2 separate regions of the Homo sapiens genome follow, and region 1 is linked to region 2. Evidence: chromatin contacts called from ENCODE Hi-C or POLR2A ChIA-PET data. All regions are on one chromosome and are shown on one strand. Each heading gives the region's core, a stretch centred on a gene start or an enhancer-like site at or near the end of the contact. The rest is flanking DNA. Distances are from core to core; before and after follow the strand shown.

Evidence for each region. Hi-C counts contacts between places; a loop is a spot of excess contacts on that map. ChIA-PET counts read pairs that join two places held with the same protein, here RNA polymerase II (POLR2A).
Region 1: a map of endothelial cell of hepatic sinusoid shows a loop between it and region 2 (4-fold over the local background). The contact joins the promoter of FXYD3 here to the promoter of LINC00904 in region 2. A Hi-C loop is called at or near these places in 1 of 168 maps with a recorded cell type or tissue (endothelial cell of hepatic sinusoid). POLR2A ChIA-PET finds 5 or more read pairs at or near these places in 1 of 52 experiments (K562).

The regions. Positions count from the first base shown.
Region 1 is chr19:35,112,872-35,117,436 of GRCh38, reverse strand. FXYD3 (FXYD domain containing ion transport regulator 3) reads right to left here and starts at 1,614. Exons shown (of 9, transcript NM_005971.4): 1 at 1,478-1,614; 2 at 1,078-1,173. It overlaps LOC124904701 (hepatitis A virus cellular receptor 1-like), which reads right to left. Exons shown (of 3, transcript XR_007067238.1): 3 at 3,768-4,090.
Region 2 is chr19:34,902,403-34,906,948 of GRCh38, reverse strand. LINC00904 (long intergenic non-protein coding RNA 904) reads left to right here and starts at 1,810. Exons shown (of 6, transcript NR_187844.1): 1 at 1,810-1,988; 2 at 2,197-2,798; 3 at 3,866-3,984. It overlaps LINC01838 (long intergenic non-protein coding RNA 1838), which reads right to left and starts at 1,634. Exons shown (of 2, transcript NR_146451.1): 1 at 725-1,634. RefSeq lists an enhancer at 1,082-1,791.

The DNA of each region.
Region 1 (4,565 bases), core at 365-2,864, 210 kb before region 2:
ACCCCTGCAAATTCATCTTAAAGCCCTATGCTCTGTCGCCATGGCTGTTGAGTCTCACCTCTTAAGCCTCTTTCCAGGGGCTCCTCCAAGCCACCTCTGGCCTGCAAGGCCCCACTATACCCCCTTCCCATGATGTCATCCAGCCAAGACTGACAGATGGTATCCTCCTCGCCCCAGCCTCTGCAAAACAACGTCCAGTCCCATGCTTCCGGAGGCTGCAGGGAGCCGGGAGCTGGGTCTGCCCTCACGTTCCCCATTCAGGCTGTTGTCTGAAGAGGCTGTGGGCTGCTCCCGAACTGATGTGGTTGGTGAGCAGGTTAGAGAGGAAGGCAGCCCTGCAGCTGATGCTCTGTCTACCTGCTCTCATCCTTCCTGGCCATGAGGTCCCAAGGCCGGCCTGAGGACTGTTTCCCCCACCTGCCCTCTGCTATCCCCTCTATTCCTCCATACCATGGGAGAATGGTCTCATGTTCAGGGGTGGGTAGAAAGATCCTGCCCGCTGTGTGCTCCTGAAATCTCCCAAGCAACTCCCCATTTAAAGCTTCCCCCAGCAGCTCCATCCTTTTTTCCTGGAGGTCTCCAGAATCCAGATCCCTCAATGTCTGGACACCCCGAGTCCACCCAGCACTCCTTATCCACCCAGATCCCTCAATGTCTGGACACCCCGAGTCCACCCAGCATTCCTCATCCACCCAGATGTCCCCAGTCCATCTACGCACCCCTGGTCCACTTAGATACCCCTACCTACCCAGGCACCCCCTCTCCTCCACCCAGCTATCCCCAACCCAGATATCCCTAATCCATGCAGACACTAGTCTTTCAGACACCCCAACCACACTTATCAGTCCTGCCCTCACCTCAGCTGGTTCAACAAGTCCCTGAGAGGAGAATGGTGGGGAAAGGGACATTAGGGGAAGGGACTTCCGTTTATCTCCTGGCTCCAGAAAAGCATTTCACAAGATTTTAGGCGCTTTAACATAAAAGCTTCTATGGGGCAGGGTCAGGGGGCAGGTAGATACTTCCTAATTTAGGGGCAGAGACAAGGAGGGCTTGGAGGAAGGGGCCCCAGCTGCTCACCTGTGTGGTTCACCAGGCTGAGCAGAGGTTCCGGGAGAAATCGGGCTGCCAGGCGGAGTCCTGCGTTTATCCGAAGCTGCCACGCCCTAAGCAAACCTGGGCAGGTAGAAAACAAGTCAGATGCCCTGAGGCCCAGGGGCTCCATTCCTGCTCTTAAAGAGACAGCTTCACCCCCTCCCCAGCCATGGGCGGCAGGTTGCTCCCTGGGGTCACCAGGACCACAGCAGCCTCAGGTGAGACGGAGAATTGGATGGGCTGGAACTCGGCCCCTGGAATTAAGGGAGGAGCTTTCTCCAATCTCCTGTGCCCAGGAGAGGACCTTGAATGGGGAAGGTTCTGGGGTCTTTAAACGGCAGAGCCTCCAGGGCCATGCAGTGAGATGATGCGTTGGTGTTCCGACCTCACTTCTTTTCCTTAGATGATGTGTTTTGCCTGGTGGAAGGATTGCTGGCAGTTGTGGAGAACTTAAAGTCCCCTTCCAGGCCACATCTTGCCGCTGGTACAATTTCAGGATCAGCAGAAGATGCTAGCGTGACCAAAGTCAGGAGATGGGGCAGGGGTGGATATGAGGGAGCGGCTGGAACAGCAGGGAGGGGTCAGGGTGGGGACTCTGGGACCTTAGTCCTGGTCATAACCTGCTCCCTGCCCTGGGGAGAATGAGAACTGTCTGCCAGGCACCAGGCTGCAGTTTCCTAGCCAGGCTCTTTCCGTGGGTGCTGGGAGCCAGACGCCTGGGTCTACAGAGTGGGTGCTGGTGGGGGCGGCTGCCTCCTAGTCCACATAAGGCCCCCAGCACTGTACAAGCCTCCCTCCCCCTTTCCTCCCCTGTCTCCTGCTCCTCCTCCTCCAGGCATTCCTTCCGGATGGGGTCTGTGCAGGCTCCCCCATGGTCCCAGTTGGGGGTGCCCCCTCCCCTCAATTCCGCCTTCTTAGACAGAGGGACTTTTGTCTGGGGGCTGGATGGAGAACAAGGATCCTTTGAGCGGTTGGCGGAGGATTGGGGTCACGGGGAGGGGTAGGGCCAGGAAAGGGGTAGCTCTGCCCTGGACACCAGCTGGACTCCAGGCGACCCCAACACCACCGTGGGGGCGGGGAGGAGGGCTGCAGGGCCTGGCCAGGGAGAAGCAGCTGCTGGGAGTGTGGAGCACAGGACAGGAAAAGGGGGTTTGGGTCAAGGCTCTTCCGGAAACTGGCCTGCTGGGGGCAGAGAGAAGGACCCCCCACTTGTCATCGCTGAGGGATCGGGGAGGGCAATGTTCGCCCAGCGCTACACCCCTTCTCTATGTGGTTCCCTGGGGCAAGTTGTCAAGCCCAGGTCCTAGACAAGGGTAAGGCTCCCTCCTACCACTCTTAAGGCGGGGCCAGTTCCCATAAGGAAGCCGGGCGGGGGGACCTCGGGGTAGGGCTCTAAGCAACAGGTCCAGGAGGAGATAGAAACAGGAAGGGGAGGCCCGGAGGCCAACTCAGTATAGCTAAGGGGGGTCTTTGTGTCTGGGCGGATAGCGTCTCTTCCCTAGACCCTTGAAGCTTGTGTCTGGGACGACCCCTTGGTGGTCTTGGGAGTGGAATGGTGTCTCCCTCTGCTGGGAAGCCTGGGAACTGCAGGCATCCGAGAGCGAGTAGGGGCGTGTACAGGGTGGCTGGGAAGGGCGGGGGGTGCTCTGCCCTTCACCGGAACGGGGTGAACTGGAGAACTGTTGTCTAAAAATCTTGGAGGAACACCCCTGCCCGTGGTTAGATACAGAAGTATTTCCCAGACAGCTTGCTAAGGGGAAAAAAAACAAGGTATTGGGAAACCGTGCAGTGTGCTACCATTTGTGAGCGGTAAAATAATGCATATGTATATACTTGTAATGAATAAAATATTTTTGGAGATTGGCATCCATACCCATGGCTTCTGGAGAGGGAAACTGGGAGGCTGGAGGGTGGGGTGGAAGTGAGACTCACTCATTATCACGTGCCCTCTTATATTTTTTGAATTTTGCATCTTGAAAATGTACTACCTTAAAGGGGTTTAATTTAAAAAATTTGGTTCAGATTTAAAAAAAAATTTGCAGGTCAAAATTTCAACCTAAGGGCTGGTTTCAACCTGGGGGACCAGCAATTAGAGACTTCTGACAACCTCTGAATGTTCTGTAGTTTTAAACACCATGATCTTACATTCTGAGGTACAGACGTTTACGGTTTTTACCCAATCCAGGTCAACCATAAATTCTTCCTAGGCTGGACGTGAACATGCTGCGTCCAAGTGTGTGTTGGGCTGGCGCTGGGGCTTGGGTTTATGGTCAGAAGGACTCTGAGACCCTAGTGTGATGAGCACACTGAGTCTTAGGAAGGGCTGTGAGGAGTAGAGTTTGTGCAGTCACTTGCACCCTATTGGGGATTAGGTCTCATTTGGAGTGAGTCTTCTGGGCCAATCTGACTTCAGTTATGTTTTAAATGCATGTAGGTAATATGTTTTATTAATATATTGTATATAATATACATAATAAACATATTTGAAAAAGTTTCTCTCGTTTTGCTTTTGGAATCATTTGGGCCCAAAGAACCTGTTAAGGCTGTGAGTGGCTGTGATTTCTCCATATCCTGGGAATTCTTGCAAAATGAAAAAAACCAAACCTACAGATAGTTTCTGACATCATAAGTTTTTCAGGAACGCTGAATTAAAGCACAGAATCAAAGCCAGAGCATGTTATACCATCCCTGATTCAAACTTTTATTGATTTTGTTTCAATAATTTCGTTGCTCTTTATTCAAGGCTGGGAGCGTTTCTGCAGGCTCCTGGCCCTAGAGAGGGCAGCCTGGAGGCACCCCCAGCCATGAGAGGGGTGCTGGTTGGGTGGGGCCTTGCCTTTGCAGGTAGAGCCTGAGCGGCCAGGCTGACCGGCTGGGAGGTGTGGTCACAGCGATACGCCAAGGTCCCACTTCCTGGGCAAGATGGGGCTAGAGAGGCCGGTGGACAGGGTAATGTGGCTTCCTGGGGCTTTGTGGAACAGCGCTGTGGTCTCAGCACCTGTGGGAGAAGAGTGGGCACTGGCAGGTAACCCTGTCCCACCACCATGGGGATGGTGTGGCTGTGGACGTATCACTGTCCGCCTGGCTTCCAGGAGCCATGTGAGGTGACACAGTGGCCAAGAGTCCACAGGCTCCCTGACACCTGCCTCTGTGCTGCTCTGACGTCATCACTCACCCACAGAAGCTAGAAATGGAGATTTTTATGATGAAATCTCCTGTTTTGTTTTGTTTTTTTTTTGAGATGGAATTTTGCTCTTGTCGCCCAGGCTGAAGTGCAGTGGCACGATCTCAGCTCACTGCAACCTCTGCCTTCCAGGTTCAAGCAATTCTCGTGCCTCAGCCTCTCGAGTAGGTGGGATTACAGGTGTGTGCCACCACGCCCGGCTAATTTTTGTATATTTAGTACAGACGGGGTTTCACCGTGCTGGCCAGGCTGGTTTCCAACTCCTGACCTCAAGTGATCCGCCTGCCTC
Region 2 (4,546 bases), core at 561-3,060:
GCTTACATCTGTAATCCCAGCACTTTTGAGAGGCTGATGCAGAAGGATCACTCAAAAGCAGGAGTTCCAGACCAGCCTGGGCAACATAGCAAGACTCCATCTCTAGAAGAAAAAAATGCCTGTAGTCCTAGCTGCTCTGGAGGCCGAGGTGGGAGGATTGCTTGAGCCCAGGAGTTTTAGGCGGCAGTGAGCCATGATTGCACCACTACGTTACAACCTGGGTGACAGAGCAGGACCCTGCCCCACCACCCCCCAAAAAAATCTGCAGATGAGGGACTGAAATGGAAATGGCTTTTATTCCCATAAAGGGGAACTCCCAAAATGATATTGAACCTAAGGGGAGAAACAACAAGAATAGGAAAAAAAAAAAAAGGAGAGTTAGGATATGGGCATTTCATTTAATGATCTGTATATGGGGTGAGGACTGGTACAGGGGCAGAAGGGACTGGGGGCCTGGAAGACAGGACAGCCAAGTCAGTGGCTGGTAACATGGTAGTATCAGCAAACTACAAGGTGAAAATGGCCAAGGGTGGGGTGCCTGCCATCTCTGCAACAAGCAGGAAGAAAGAAGGGGCAGGCTGAGGGGCACTGCACTGCTATCTGAAGGGGCCTTGGCTTTATCTTCTAAGAACATGTGGTTAGACTGGGGCTCTGCTTTCTTCTTCAAGCCTACATCTTCTCCAACGACTATACAAAAAAGCTTAGGAGAGTTTGGGCAGCTCACCTTGACCTCAAAAAATAGCAGCGGCAGTGGCAGCAGCGGGCGAGTTGGAACTTTGTTTACAGAGTCTACAACTGGCAGACGTGGGTTGAGAGTTCCTGTTTGAAACCCTTCCTCCCTGCATCTTCTCTGTCTTCAGAGAGAACTGGACCTCCAGAGAGGCAGGAATCCCCTAGCAGCACTGCCTGAGCTGGTGATGGCATGGCCTTTGATGAATGAGCTCATACAATATCTCTTCACTTTCTCATCTAAGGCGTCTTCTGGGGGTTGGAGTGGAGGTTTCCCTTCAATGGCCCGGGTAGGATTTCGTTGTCTTGGGGGTAGATCTGAAGACTCACTCCCACTGCGATGGGTGGGGGTAAGGGAGCTTCTCTGATCGCGCTGGGGTCGCTATTTATACTCATCCTCCACCTTCGCTATCCCTGGCTGCTGTCTCCTAGGGTCCTCATCTCAGTCTTCCTGCGCAGGGATCTAGGCAGTATGGATGGGACCGACCTCACAGAGGAGACTGCCTACCTCAGATAGCAATAGAGGAGAGTCGGTTTGGGCCCTGGATGACAGATCGTAACTGTCCTGAGTGGCTGGACATCTTAGAGTGAACAGCAGACAGCACCGGCTTCATGTGAGAGTCCTGCCTGGACATTGAGGATGGATCCGAGAGAGAAGCGCAGAGCCTGACGGATCAGACACCACCACCCCTTAGCGGCGACGAAACCGAGCGGTAAACGCGCTGGATCGTGAGAAGCACTTGTCTAGCTAGGCCAAGGAGAGAGGCGCAGGGAGAGCGAGGTGATCCAGACCAGACAGGGAACCCTGCGGGGCGTGGCGGGGCCGGGGGTGAAGCTTGCAGAGGTAGTTGCCCGTGAAGAGCAGCTTGTGCGCTGTTGGATCCTTGGAGTGGAGTGGGAACTCCGAGGTGAAGCGCACCGTGTTCAGCCCGATGCCGGTGAGCGGCCGTTGGAACGCGTGGCAGAGAAAGCTTGCGCGAGCCCAGGGCGCGAAGAAGTACAACAAAGGGCCAACGGGGAGGTCCAACGGTCCGACCCCAGCCGGACTCGAGCTCACTCGGTTGCAGGCGTTAGGCTCCCAGCGGCTCTCAGCCGTTAAGTGGAGAATGTTCAGGACTGTCGAGGCGCGCTCCGCACCTGGCCTGAAAGCGGGAGATTTGGCAACCAGTGCGCGTGGGTGCGCCGGCCCTTGCAGCTGGGGACTCTGGAGGCAGACCTTGCCCAAAGCCAGAGGCAGGAACTCCCCAGATCCTCCCAGGGTAGGGAGCTGGCTCACAGGGAAGGTGCCTGGGGAGGGGCCGGGCGGTGCTGTCTCCTGACTCCGCCCAGGCAGCCCCGCCGCTGCAGCCGGCCTGGGCTAAGGTGGGGAGAAGACACCAGCACAGGCAGGGAGCAAGAGCCCCCAGCTGCTTCCTTTCAGGCAGCCGCCACAGAGGACCCAGTTTCCCTTCTCTCTTCTCTATGCAGGTAGCATGGGAGGATGCCGCCTCCTCCAGGAAGCTCTCTAGCGCTTTTCCGAGTCCTGGAGCCAGGCGGGACTTCTCTGTGGTCGCCTAGAAGGGTATGAACTTAGGGCATCCCCATCTGGGCTGTGAAGGTTTCTGACTTGGGGACCAGGTGCTCAGACCTTCCTGGATGCTGCTTTCCACAATATCTCTACCAGGCAGGCAGGTTCTCTTCATTTTGCAAATTTGGTGAAACAGCATTTGTAAAACTTTAGAAGCTTCCTTGGCTCACACAGGTGGTAGTGGCCCTGTCAGGATTTGACCCAGGCTCTCGGATTCCAGAGTTCCTGAATTTAACCACCTGTACTGTGATGCCTCCTTATCATGTGTGCATCGTGCATTACTATTTTTTATAGCCTGTAGGGTACTGAGCACCATGCACACCTACAGTGATCACAGGCACTGCCTACTGGAAGGTCTTCTTTGGCTGGGTTCCAGTTTCCTCAGACGATGTAGGGCAGGGAGTTCCACTTGTTAGCATATCCCACAGGGCCTTTCTCTTCAAATGGACCCCAGCAGCCAACCACACAGCTGCCTCAGCAAGCGTAGGAGATGGCACATCAGGTGGGTGCAAGATTCACCCTGGCTTAAAATCCTTGTGCCCCAAGGGACCAGGATCTCCTGTAATAATTCCACAGAACAGATTTCAGAGTTTGGCCAAAATGGAAAACTTAGCAATATTAACTTTTCTAATCCATCTCACGGGATATATCTCCATATATTTTAATCTTTTACATTTTTTTTCTCAGCAATGTTTTATACCAAGGGTCAGCAAATTTCAGCCCATGGGCCAAATGTGGCCTATAGTCTGTTTTATTTTTATTTTTGAGAGGGAGTCTCGCTCTGTCACCCAGGCTGGAGTGCAGTGGCACGATCTTGGCTCACTGCAACCTCCACCCACCCCCGGGTTCAAGCGATTCTCCTGTTTCAGCTTTCTGAGTAGCTGAGATTACAGGCGCCCACCACCATGCCCGGCTAATTTTTGTATAAAGCAGAGACGGGTTTCACCATGTTGGTCAGGCTGGTCTCGAACTCCTCACCTCAAATGATCCACCTGCTTTGGCCTCCCAAAGTGCTGGGATTATGAGTGTGAGCCACCACGCCCCACTCATAGCCTGTTTTTGTAAGGCCGGTTAGCTAAGAATGATGTTAACGTCTTTAAAAGGTCTTTAAAAACAACAGAAAATTCCAGAGAATATGTGACAGAGATCATACGTGACCTATAAAACCTATATTATTTACTCCCTGACCCTTTACAGAGAAAGTTTGCAGCTACTCTTTTGTAGTTTTCTGTGTATAGGTCTTACTCAGCTTTTGCTAATTTATCCCTAAGTATGTTATGGGATTTGCAAATGTTATTTTCAAATAGTTCATTGGTAGAACACAGAAAATGCATTAAATATATATGTATATATAGTACTTGTATACACACATACATATATACACACACACCTTATATTATTGGGATCTTGCTAAATTCATTGTTTATTTTTGGTAGATTTTTTTTTTTTGCAGATTCCTTTGGGTTTTCTACATGTATTTTCCATGCATCATGTATGAATAAAGTCAGTTTTACTTCTCTTTCCACCTGCATGCCTTTTATTTCTCTTTCTTACCTTCTATGTTTGCAGAGACCAACAATTGTCAGCACAGCAAAACTGGGCATTTCTTTTCTTACTGAGCTTTGCAGCTACCTACACAGTTGTGTGTGGCATCTCCTCCTGGGTGCAAGGACATGAGATGACATCAGGTGGGTGCAGGATCTATCCTGGCTTAAAAGCCTATGCCCCATGGACACCAATATCTCTGGTAATAATTTCATGGACAACTTTCAGGGTCCTGGTTGAAATGGATGACTTACCTTTCTTAAATGTCATCTTAAGTGGATGACTTAACTTTTTCCAGTCCACTATCATGGTATGCATTTTGTGTATATGTGTGTGTGTACATATAGATAGACATTTATATATATATATATGCATGTATATATATGCACATACTCACATATATGTGTATATATACATGCACATATATATCTACGTCTATCTATCTGTCTATTGGTATGTAGTAGGATACAGCAAAAATAATTGCTTTTTTATATGGCACCTCAGTAAATTCCTTTCTTATCTCTTGTAGTTTCTTTGTATATCGGGTAGTGTTTTCTACATATACAATTATGTTTTCTATGCATATTCTTTTTAATCTGTATGATTTTATTTTTCTTACCTTTTACAGTTACTGTGATCTCCAGTAAAATGTTTAATACAAGTGGAGACAATAGATAACCTTTTCCAACTCCTGATCGGGGGGTG